2 separate regions of the Homo sapiens genome follow, and region 2 is linked to region 1. The links are chromatin loops, found by intact Hi-C in ENCODE. Cell type or tissue: IMR-90. All regions are shown on one strand.

What was found. Hi-C counts contacts between places; a loop is a spot of excess contacts. Peaks named below come from ENCODE experiments on the same cell type or tissue, not always from the same donor. Only the 100,000 strongest peaks of a DNase experiment are listed, where the experiment ranks them.
Region 2: a loop joins it to region 1, with 9 times the contacts of the local background. A loop is called at or near these places in 1 of 110 quality-filtered maps.

Annotation. Positions count from the first base shown.
Region 1 is chr16:29,027,318-29,032,317 of GRCh38, forward strand. No RefSeq gene overlaps it. Among named protein-coding and RNA genes, the nearest start is that of LAT, 45 kb to the left of the region's middle. RefSeq lists a silencer at 1,905-2,004. In IMR-90, no CTCF peak of the experiment used is centred here; a DNase peak (open chromatin) is centred at 2,184; H3K27ac peaks cover 586 bases.
Region 2 is chr16:29,081,941-29,086,940 of GRCh38, forward strand. It overlaps the pseudogene RRN3P2. Among named protein-coding and RNA genes, the nearest start is that of LAT, 99 kb to the left of the region's middle. In IMR-90, no CTCF peak of the experiment used is centred here; no DNase peak of the experiment used is centred here; H3K4me3 peaks cover 357 bases.

The DNA.
Region 1 (5,000 bases):
TTTCTTGCCAAGGCTCGTCTTGAACTCCTGGGCTCAAGTGATCCTCCTTTCTCAGACTCCCAAAGTGCTAAAATTATAAGTGTGAGCTACTGCGCCTGGCCCTTTTATTTTCATTAAAAAATTATTATTATTATTATTATTTAGATGGAGTCTCGCTCTGTGGCCCAGGCTGGAGTGCAGTGGCATGATCTTGGCTCACTGCAACCTCCGCCTCCCGGCTTCAAGCAATTCTCCTGCCTCAGCCTCCCGAGTAGCTGAGATTACAGGCACGCTCCACTAGGCTCGGCTAATTTTTTTGTATTTTTAGTAGAGATGCAGTTTCACCATATCGGCCAGGCTGGTCTGGAACTCCTGATCTTGTGATCCGCCCACCTCAGCCTCCCAAAGTGCTGGGATTACAGGCATGAGCCACTGTGCCCAGCAAAAAATTATTTTTTAGAGACAAGTTCTTGCTATGCTGCCCAGGCTGGAGTGCAGTTGCTATTCACAGGTGCAATCCCACTACTAATCAGCACGGGAGTTTTTGTTTGTGTGTTTGTTTGTTTGAGATGGAGTCTTGCTCTGTCACCCAGGCTGGAGGGCAGTGGCACGATCATGGCTCACTGTAGCCTCAAGCTCCTAGGCTCAAGCCATCCTCCTGCTTCAGCCTCCTTAGTAGGCTGGGACCACAAGTGTGTGGCAACACGCTCGGCTCATTTTTAAAGCTTTTGTAGAGATGGGGGTCTTGCTCTGTTGCCCAGGCTGGTCTTGAACTTCTGGTTTCAAAGGATCCTCCCACCTCAGCCTCCCAAAGAGCTGGGATTATAGGCATGAGCCACTGCACTCAGCCCCAGGTCTTTCATTCAATGAATAGGATGTATATTGAGATGGTCTCTGGGGCAGGCCCTGTGGCTGGGCTCTGAGGACAAGCATGGAAATGAGATGCTGGATGGACACTAACAATTACTATCCAACGTGATCAATGGTATAAAGAGCCGAGTTTACTGAGCGTTTACTATGGGCTAGGCCATGTTATAAGCACGTTGCCCTGCTCTTTCTTCGTCCTCACAGCAACCCCCTGAGATATCACTGGCCTCATTTTGAAGATGAGGAAACAGAGGCTCAGACAAGTTCAGTCATTTGCCTATGGTCACAGCAAGCAAATGGCAAATTTGGGATTCACACCTGGGAGCTCTAAGTGTAGGTCTATAGGGGCACATCCCAGAGGGCTTCCTGGAGGAGGTGACACTGCCCCCTGGAGTAGTACAGAAAGGGTAGTTGAGAGAAGGGGAAGGTGTCCTAAGCAGAGGGAACTGCCGATAAAGTCCGGGAGGTGACCAGCCTGGCACCCTGGAGGGGTTGCAGGTAGTTGTGGGGCTGGAGCTGGTGCAGTGCCTGGTCTAGGCTCCTCGGTGGTGGGCAGAGCTGGTGCCCACCCACTCCTTCCTCAGAGGGTGGTCCCTGCTTACCATTCTCAGGGGCTCTGGCTGGGCTGGGCGGAAGGGGCAGGACAGGACTCAGGGCAGGCAGGAGTCCGAGGCTGCAGGGAAGCCATGAAGGCACCATTGCACTCCAGCCTGGGTCACACAGCAAGAACCCATCTTAAAAAAAAAAAAAAGACCCAGGGCAGGACCCCACCTTGCCTGGCCCTTGGGACAGCGTTGAGGCAGGAGCACCAGTCATGGAGGGGCAGGATTGCATGATGAGTCTGCACAGGCTGCCTGAGTTTGCCACCTGCCCTGTCCTTTGCTGGCTCTGTGACCTCGGGCAAGTCACTCTCCCTCTCTGAGTCTCAGTTGCCCCATCTACAAAACAGACAAGAGCAGCTCCTGGGCTTTTGTGAGGATCAGATTTCTTAGCAGATGCAGAGGGCTTAGTGCAGGGCCTGGAAGTAAGTATCTGTGGTGTCAGCTCTTATTAGCACTGAGACAGCGACCGTCAGCAAGTTCTCTGCTTTCCTTAGGGGGAGGGGAGCCCGTGGCAGTTGCAGGGCTAGTGTACCCCCCGGCCACCCTGCAACACCTTGGGATCAGGCCTCGGCCCTTCCCTAGGGCCCAGCCCCGCCACACACTTGGGTCTGAGCCTACTGGGGGTGTCACAGGCAGCTCCCGGCAGCCGGGGGAGGGGTGGGAACCAAGAGAAGTGGTGACTAAGACGGGAACCTGAAATGCACTCACATGGAGGCCTCCCCCAGGGAGGTGGGTTTTCACTCTGCTCTGGTGGGTGACTCATGCGGGGGCAGGCACGGAAGGTGCCAGGACACAGGGGTGACGCGCATCCCTCCCAAGAAGCTGGTGGTGCAGTGGGTTGTGGAGGGCTGGTGGTGTCTCCCAGATTCTGGGGGCGGAGGGATAGACTCTGTGACTGGGAGGCCTGGAGTCAGAAAGATCTGGGTTCCAGTTCCAGCCCTGTTAGCTTTGTGACCTTGGGCAAGCAACTTCCCTTCTCTGTGCCTCAGTTTGCCGGTCTGTAGCATCAGGTTCATCTCACATCCACATCCCAGCACTGAGTCCATCCTATTGTGCTTTATTGGCTCTTGGCCACTCCCCTCCTCAAGAACCTGCACTGGCTCCACATTACCCAACAACGAAATGCAGCCCTTCTCTGTTAGGGGTGGTGAGAAGGGCCAAGGAGGAAACACATTTATGGAATATCTGCTCTGGGGCCTTGGGCTTATTTATTTATTTTATTATATTTTTTTAGGGTGGAGTCTTGCTATGTTGCCCAGGCTGGAGTGGAATGGTGCAATCTCAGCTCACTGCAATCTCCACCCCCCAGGTTAAAGTGATTCTCCTGCCTCAGCCTCCTGAGTATCTGGGATTACAGGTGCCTGCCATCCTGCCTGGCTTATTTTTATATTTTTAGTAGAGACAGGGTTTCACCATGTTGGTCAGGCTGGTCTCAAACTCCTGACCTCAAGTGATCCACACACCTCGGCCTCCCAAGGGAGGGGATTACGGATGTGGGCCACTGCACCTGGCCCTGGGCTTATTTGAACCCCACACAAACCTATTTTACTGCTGAGAAAGCCAGCTCCCTGCAGGTGTCCAAGTCACCCAGGGCCACTCTGGGGGCAAAGCTGGGCTTCAAACCCTTGTCCGTCCCTCTCCATCCCCCAGAGTCCATCTCTCTCCTGCCCACACAGCTTCAAATCCAGTCAATAAAATGGCAGGAGTTTAAATGTGAGCATGTTTTTATTACAAAGAAGAATAAAAGAGAAAAGCAGAGAAAACTACCAATTGCTCTTCAGGGTCTCACCTCCTCGCAGGTAACATATGGTGACAATGTCTGGCTTACTCCTGAGTGCTGACACCAGAAGACAGCTGTTAAGAAGAGGTGGTGGGTGTCCCCTCCCCCTTGCCCTTTTAGCCAAGCTGAACCTTGGTGACACTATGAGTAAGTTATAAACGTACCTTAACTCGGCTCTGGGGTCTTCATTCTGTGCCTCCTAACTTACATGTATGTTACATGCCATTTTGTGTGCACAAAATTGTTTGTAGAGGCACCAACCCCTGACGGTTTCAAAGATGAGTCCAGCGGATCATCAGATAAAGTGAAACGAATAATGGGAATTCCAATGTTAGCTAAACTATTCTAGGTTATAGAAAAAGAAACTATTGGATTTTTTTTATGAAGGCAGCATGACCTTCCTAGAAAAATCTCATAAACATAGTAGGCCGGGCACGGTGGCTCATGCTTGTAATCCTAGCCTATGGAAGGCCGAGGAGGATGGATCACCCGAGGTCAGGAGTTCGAGACCAGCCTGGCCAACATGGTAAAACCCTGTCTCTACTAAAAATACAAAAATTAGCCGGGCATGGTGGCAGGTGCCTGTAATCGCAGCTACTTGCTATTCAGGAGGCTGAGGCAGGAGAATCGTTTGAACCCAGGAGGTGGAGGTTGCAGTGAGCCAAGATCACGCCATTGCACTCCAGCCTGGGTGAGAGAGTGAGACTCCCTCTCAAAAAAAAAAAAAAAGGAAAATCTCACAAACATAGTAAACCAACAAGCAAATTACAACAAGAACAAAAAAACCAAAAACAAGCCAAGAAGAGGAGGTTGAAGATTAATTATTTGGGTGTAAAAATTCTAAATAAAATGTTAATAAAATACAATTATATATCCAAAGGTAACATATCTTGAGCAGTTTACTTCAGGAATGATCAAGTACGGTAATTGATCAATATAATTGCATAGGGAAAGTACAATGTGATCACATCAATTGGTGTTGAGAAGTCAGCTGGAAAATTCAACAGCTTTTTCTAAAAAAAGAAAAACAAGGCCAGCCGCAGTGGCTCATGCCTGTAATCCCAGCACTTTGGGAGTCCAAGGCGGGTGGATCACGAGGTCAGGAGATTGAGACCTCAATCTGGCTAGCACAGTGAAACCCCGTCTCTACTAAAAATGCAAAAAATTAGCTGGGCGTGGTGGCGGGTGCCTGTAGTCACAGCTACTCGGGAGGCTGAGGCAGGAGAACGGTGTGAACCCAGGAGGTGCCTGTAATCCCAGCATTTTGGGATGATCGTTTGAGCCCAAGAGTTTGAGACCAGCCTGGGCAACATAATGAGTCTCTGTCACTACAAAAAAAAAAAAATTAGCTTGGCAGGTGGTGCATGCCTTTGGTCTCAGCTACTCGGGAGGCTGAGGTGGGAGGATCACTTGAGCCTGGGTGGTTGGGGCTGCAGCAAGCTGTGATTGTGCCACTGTACCACTCCAGCCTGGGTGACAGAGCAAGATCCTGTCTTAAAATAAAATAAAAATAAAAACATAAACTACCTAAATATCATGAAGTTTCTTTGCTAAAACTTAACAGAAAAAATCACTCTAAATACGAAAGCCATTTCCTTTAAAATCACAACAAAATGGTGTTTTGGAGGCTCTATTACATATGCCAGAACAAGAACAAAAATAAATACTACTGAAATAAAAGAGAGAATTTGTGTGTGTGTCTGTGTATGTGTGTGTGTGTTTTGAGATGGAGTCTCACTCTGTCCCCCAGGCTGGAGTGCAGTGGTGCAATT
Region 2 (5,000 bases), 55 kb after region 1:
CCTGTAATCCCAGCTACTCGGGAGGCTGATGCAGGAGAATCACTTGAATCCAGGGGGACAGAGGTTGCAGCGAGCCGAGATCGCACCACTTTACTCCAGTCTGACGAATCCGCGGCGGGTTCGGCGGGGTGGAGGCCCCGCCTTCCGGGGCCGGGGAGGTGGGAGAAGCCATCTTCCTGCGGCTCCGGGTTTCTTCCTCCTGTCACGCCCGGGTCTCCCGCGTCTCCTCGGTCTCCTCCGCGTCGGGCCTGCGGCCCGCGCCCGCCCGGAGTCTCCGCAGCCGCCGCGCCCCGCGGACCCGCCCCGGCTCCTGCGCCGCAGAGTGGAAGGGGCGGCTGTGCCCTCTGCTCGCCCAGCCGAAGTCCCTCCCGCGCCACCTACATCCCGGCCGGCGGACTCGGGGCCGCGGCGGGCCGGGGTCGGACGCGACCTTGGCCGCGGGGCTGGGCAAGCAGCTGCCCCTTCCCAGCGCCGCGCCCGGCGCGTGTGCTCTGAAAGTGCGAGCTGCCGGACTTATTCTAGCGGCGGCGCCGGGAGAAAGGAGGCTGCTTCCCTAGCCGCTGCCGCTGTCGCCAGGAGAGCCATGAGCTCATGGACAGCTCCCAGAAATATGTCTATATGCACCACTGACTGCCAGAGTTCCTAATTTTTCTAGAGACGAAGTCTCCCTATGTTGCCCAGGCTGGTCTCAAATTCCTGGGATCAAGCAGTCTCCTCCTGCCTTGGCCTCCCAAAAGTGCTGGGATTACAGGCATGAGCCACTGTTCCTGCCTGCTAGTAGAAATAATAATAGTTCAGTACTAAAGCATCAAAGTCTGCAACTGATTTACTTTTTTTTTTTCTTTTTGAGACAGAGTTTTGTTCTTGTTGCCCAGGCTGGAGTGCAATGGCATGATCTTGGCTCACTGCAACCTCTGCCTCCGAGTTTTTTAAGCAATTCTCCTGCCTCAGCCTCCTGAGTAGCTGGGATTATGGGCATGCACCACCACGCCCAGCTAATTTTGTATTTTTAGTCGAGACGGGGTTTCTCCATGTTGGTTAGGCTCGTCTCGAACTCCAAACCTCAGGTGATCCACCCACCTCGGCCTCCCAAAGTGTTGGGATTACAGGTGTGAGCCACCACGCCCAGCCTGATTTACTTTTAAAAATGGTACAGTTTAAATGTTATCCTTATAGTTTTGTTGCAGTCTTTTTAGTGGAAAAGAGATAGGATAATTTTATTTACACACTAACTTAGCTTGTTTTCTACATGCCTTTGGCCTTAGTGAGCTACCGTTAATGTTATCCTTAACAGTTTTGGACATATGAAATTACCATAGTACAAATGAGTTGTGGTTTTACTTTATTTTACTGCCAGGCTACTTGGGATTTCATCAGAAAATGGTTGATCTGTGGGAGTTTGACACATGGATATGGCATAGTAAGCACTCAGTAGCTGAATTAAGGTGGGGAAAAGGGGACAGCTTCTTCTCCGCATATAGGGAGGCATGTGGGATGGTGGATGGAGGATAGCCTTGACCGAGACAGATGGGTTTGGACCTGCTTCTTTACTGGCCTCTTGGTAGGGTAGATTGCTTATTAATCATTCTTAGCCTCAGCTTCCTGAACAGCAAAATGGGAATAACTAAACATCTTGCAGAATTTTTAGGATTAGAAGAAGATACATATGCGGAGTGTCAGGCACCATGCCTGGCATATGGTGTATTCTCACTAAATGATAACTCCATATGAATATCCCTGTAGGTATGACCTTGTGTTGCTTTTATTTATATGTCTAAGCCTTCCACAAATTAGGGGCTTTTTCTTAATGGTTTTTTTCCTGTGCAGTATGTATGCATGAATATAATTAATATAGTAATATTTTACATAATTGACACTGTATTTTATACCTTGTGTTTCAAATTTAGCAGTTCTTCTCATGTCACTAACAATTACTATGAACAGTAATTTGATTGCCTGAAAAATATTTCATGGAGGAATGGGGCTATCATTTATACAGAACAAACACATCATAATATATTTAAACTCAGCCACAGATTTGGTTTAGAAAAGTTATGTTTATTCATGATCCCAATTGATCAGCCTAGACTGAATTTTATCAGCATGCTTCCTGGTCAGCTTGAATATAGAGGAAATAGAGGTAGCTATTGTTCCTTTGTGATCTTCTAATATTTCAATCTGCTAGAATTCTGCAGTTTTTAAAAGTCCCAGGTGTCAACATTTGAGGTGATTTCGCTTTTTCAGGGCAAACAAAAGTGATCAGGCTGAAGTATTGCATTTAAGTCTTTCTCCTGTGTATTAGAGTTACTAGATTACTTTCTTAAAACAATTAAGTTTATTGTGACATCTTTTTCTGTTTTAATACCCAGTTTTGATTTCCTTCCAAGTTTGTGACCTTTTCCCCCCAATCTATTCTTGATAAGTGATTGATATAAGATAGCTGTAAATTTCTGTTATCTTAGAGGATTTGTGATTTTGAAAGTACTCTTTGTTTAACTTAAGGATGACCAGATCATCAACTGGCTGCTAGAATTCCGTTCTTCTATCATGTACTTGACAAAAGACTTTGAGCAACTTATCAGTATTATATTGGTAGGTTCACCATTTATTTTACTGTCAAGTATGTAATTCAGAACTTTGGTAATAGTATATGTTATATTAATAACATGCTGCTTTTATCTTTCTTCCCCCACTCTAGAGATTGCCTTGGTTGAATAGAAGTCAAACAGTAGTGGAAGAGTATTTGGCTTTTCTTGGTAATCTTGTATCAGCACAGACTGTTTTCCTCAGACCGTGTCTCAGCATGATTGCTTCCCATTTTGTGCCTCGTAAGTCATTACTCTTTGCTTGCTTGGAATTTTCTTTTCTTTTCTTTTTAATACTTCTTTATTAAAATACCACCTTCCCCTTATATATGAGAGACTGCTACCATGGAAGATTCCAGATGCATATTGGCACCAGGTCTGGTAGACATATATTCCCCGTAATGACCCCTATGGAGGTGTCTAGATTCATTTGTTGCTGTGAGTTTTATGAATTATAACTTGCTTTATTGAACTCCTGGTGAAATCTAGGAATTTTTAGCCGTTTAAAAACTATAAAGTTGCTTTACTTTTTTTCAGATTGTGCATTTAATTAATCATTGGGCTAACTTTGGATTATGGAAAAATAACTTTTTTTATAGCTGTTCATTGTCTAGGTCAATAACTTTTTTTGTATAGCCATTCATTGTCTAGATCAATGACAGAACAACATATTTTCTTTTTCCCTCAAAAGCCCGAGTGATCATTAAGGAAGGCGATGTAGATGTTTCAGATTCTGATGATGAAGATGATAGTAAGTATAAAAAGGTTTAAAGCCTGGGCACAGTAGCTTACACCCATAATCCCAGCACTTTGGGAGGCCAAGACGGGAGGATCACTTGAGGCCAAGAGTTTGAGACCAGCCTGGGCAACATAGTGAGACCTTGTCTCTGCAAAAAAACATTTTTTTTCAAATATTTTCTTAAAAAAGGCTTAAAGTAGAACTAGGCAGGGTAGTGTGTGTCTTTAGTCACAGCTACCTGGGAGGCTTAAGTGGGTGGATTGCTTGAGCCCAGGAGTTCAAGCCCTGCCTGGTGGCAAGACACTGTCTTCTTTAAAAAAAAAAGGAAAGCACAGAATACCTGGCACCTATTCTAATAAGTAGACTGCAACAAATGACAACCTTTGATGTAATCTTTTTGTTATATTTACCATTGATATGCAGTCAGTTGTCCTGAATGCATTATTTATATAATTAGTCCATTTAATTTTCATTGATGCTGGTGGAGAAAAGTCTTGAAATTATTATTTCTCTGATAAATTATTCCATTTTGGTTAGCATGTGTTTTTAGCTTCAAGTATGTCACTTTTTGTTTGTTTGTTTGTTTTTTGAGACAGAGTCTCGCTCTGTTGCCCAGGCTGGAGTACAGTGGTGTGATCTCGGTTCGCTGCAGCCTTCACCTCCCAGGTTCAAGTGATTCTCCTGCTTCAGCTTCCTGAGTAGATGGGACTACAGGCATTTGCCACCATGGCCGGCTAATTTTTGTATTTTTAGTAGAGATGGGGTTTCACCATATTGGTCAGGCTGGTCTCGAACTCCTGACCTCAAGTGATCCACCCACCTCGGCCTCCCAAAGTGCCGGGATTACAGGCATGAGCCACTGTGCCCGGCCAGCATTTATTTTTAGCTTCAAGCGTGTCACCCTTCAGTTTTGTTTTGATGCTCATACTCTGAACTTTTCTCCTTTCAGATCTTCCTGCAAATTTTGACACGTCACAGAGCCTTGCAAATAATAGCAAGATATGTACCATTGTGAGTATACTTTTCCTTATTTTGAATGTTTAATTCTCAAGAAAATTGTAATCAATTAGTAAAAATTATAAAATGTTAATAGTATTAAAGCTTGAGTCTTACATTGCATGTTTTTTTTGTATCCACTTGAGGAAACATTACATTCTACAAAAAGTGGCATTTCCATTTTCTATTTATTCTCTTTAATTGTTTTTCAAAGTTTGTATGCAGATTCTCCCCCAATTTTGTATGGTGGTTGGAATTTTGTTTTTATCTTCAACAGATATGCTATCCAAAATTTTTCAGTGAGAAACCCCTGGGTGTGTTTGTGTCATGCCATATGAATAAAAATTGCACTTCTAAGAAAAGCTTTTCAGGTTTGTGGGTTTCTTTTGGAGGGGTGGATTTCTAGTTCCCTCTGTCTGTTGATTATTTGTTAACTTAAAAAAATCCAACTTGATTATTTTTTCTTCTTTTAAAAATAATATACATGTGTAGTGGGAAATGTCAGCAAAAGTGCTGTTATGTTTCTGTGGGAGAGAAGCTCCCTCTTCGATTTGCTGTTGATATCAGAGTTAACAGAAGCTTATTTTCTCTAAGTCGTTACAGACTTTCTCAGAAGCTAAACATTGTAAGTTCCAGTTCTGGCCGGGCGCGGTGGCTCACACCTGTAATCCCAGCACTTT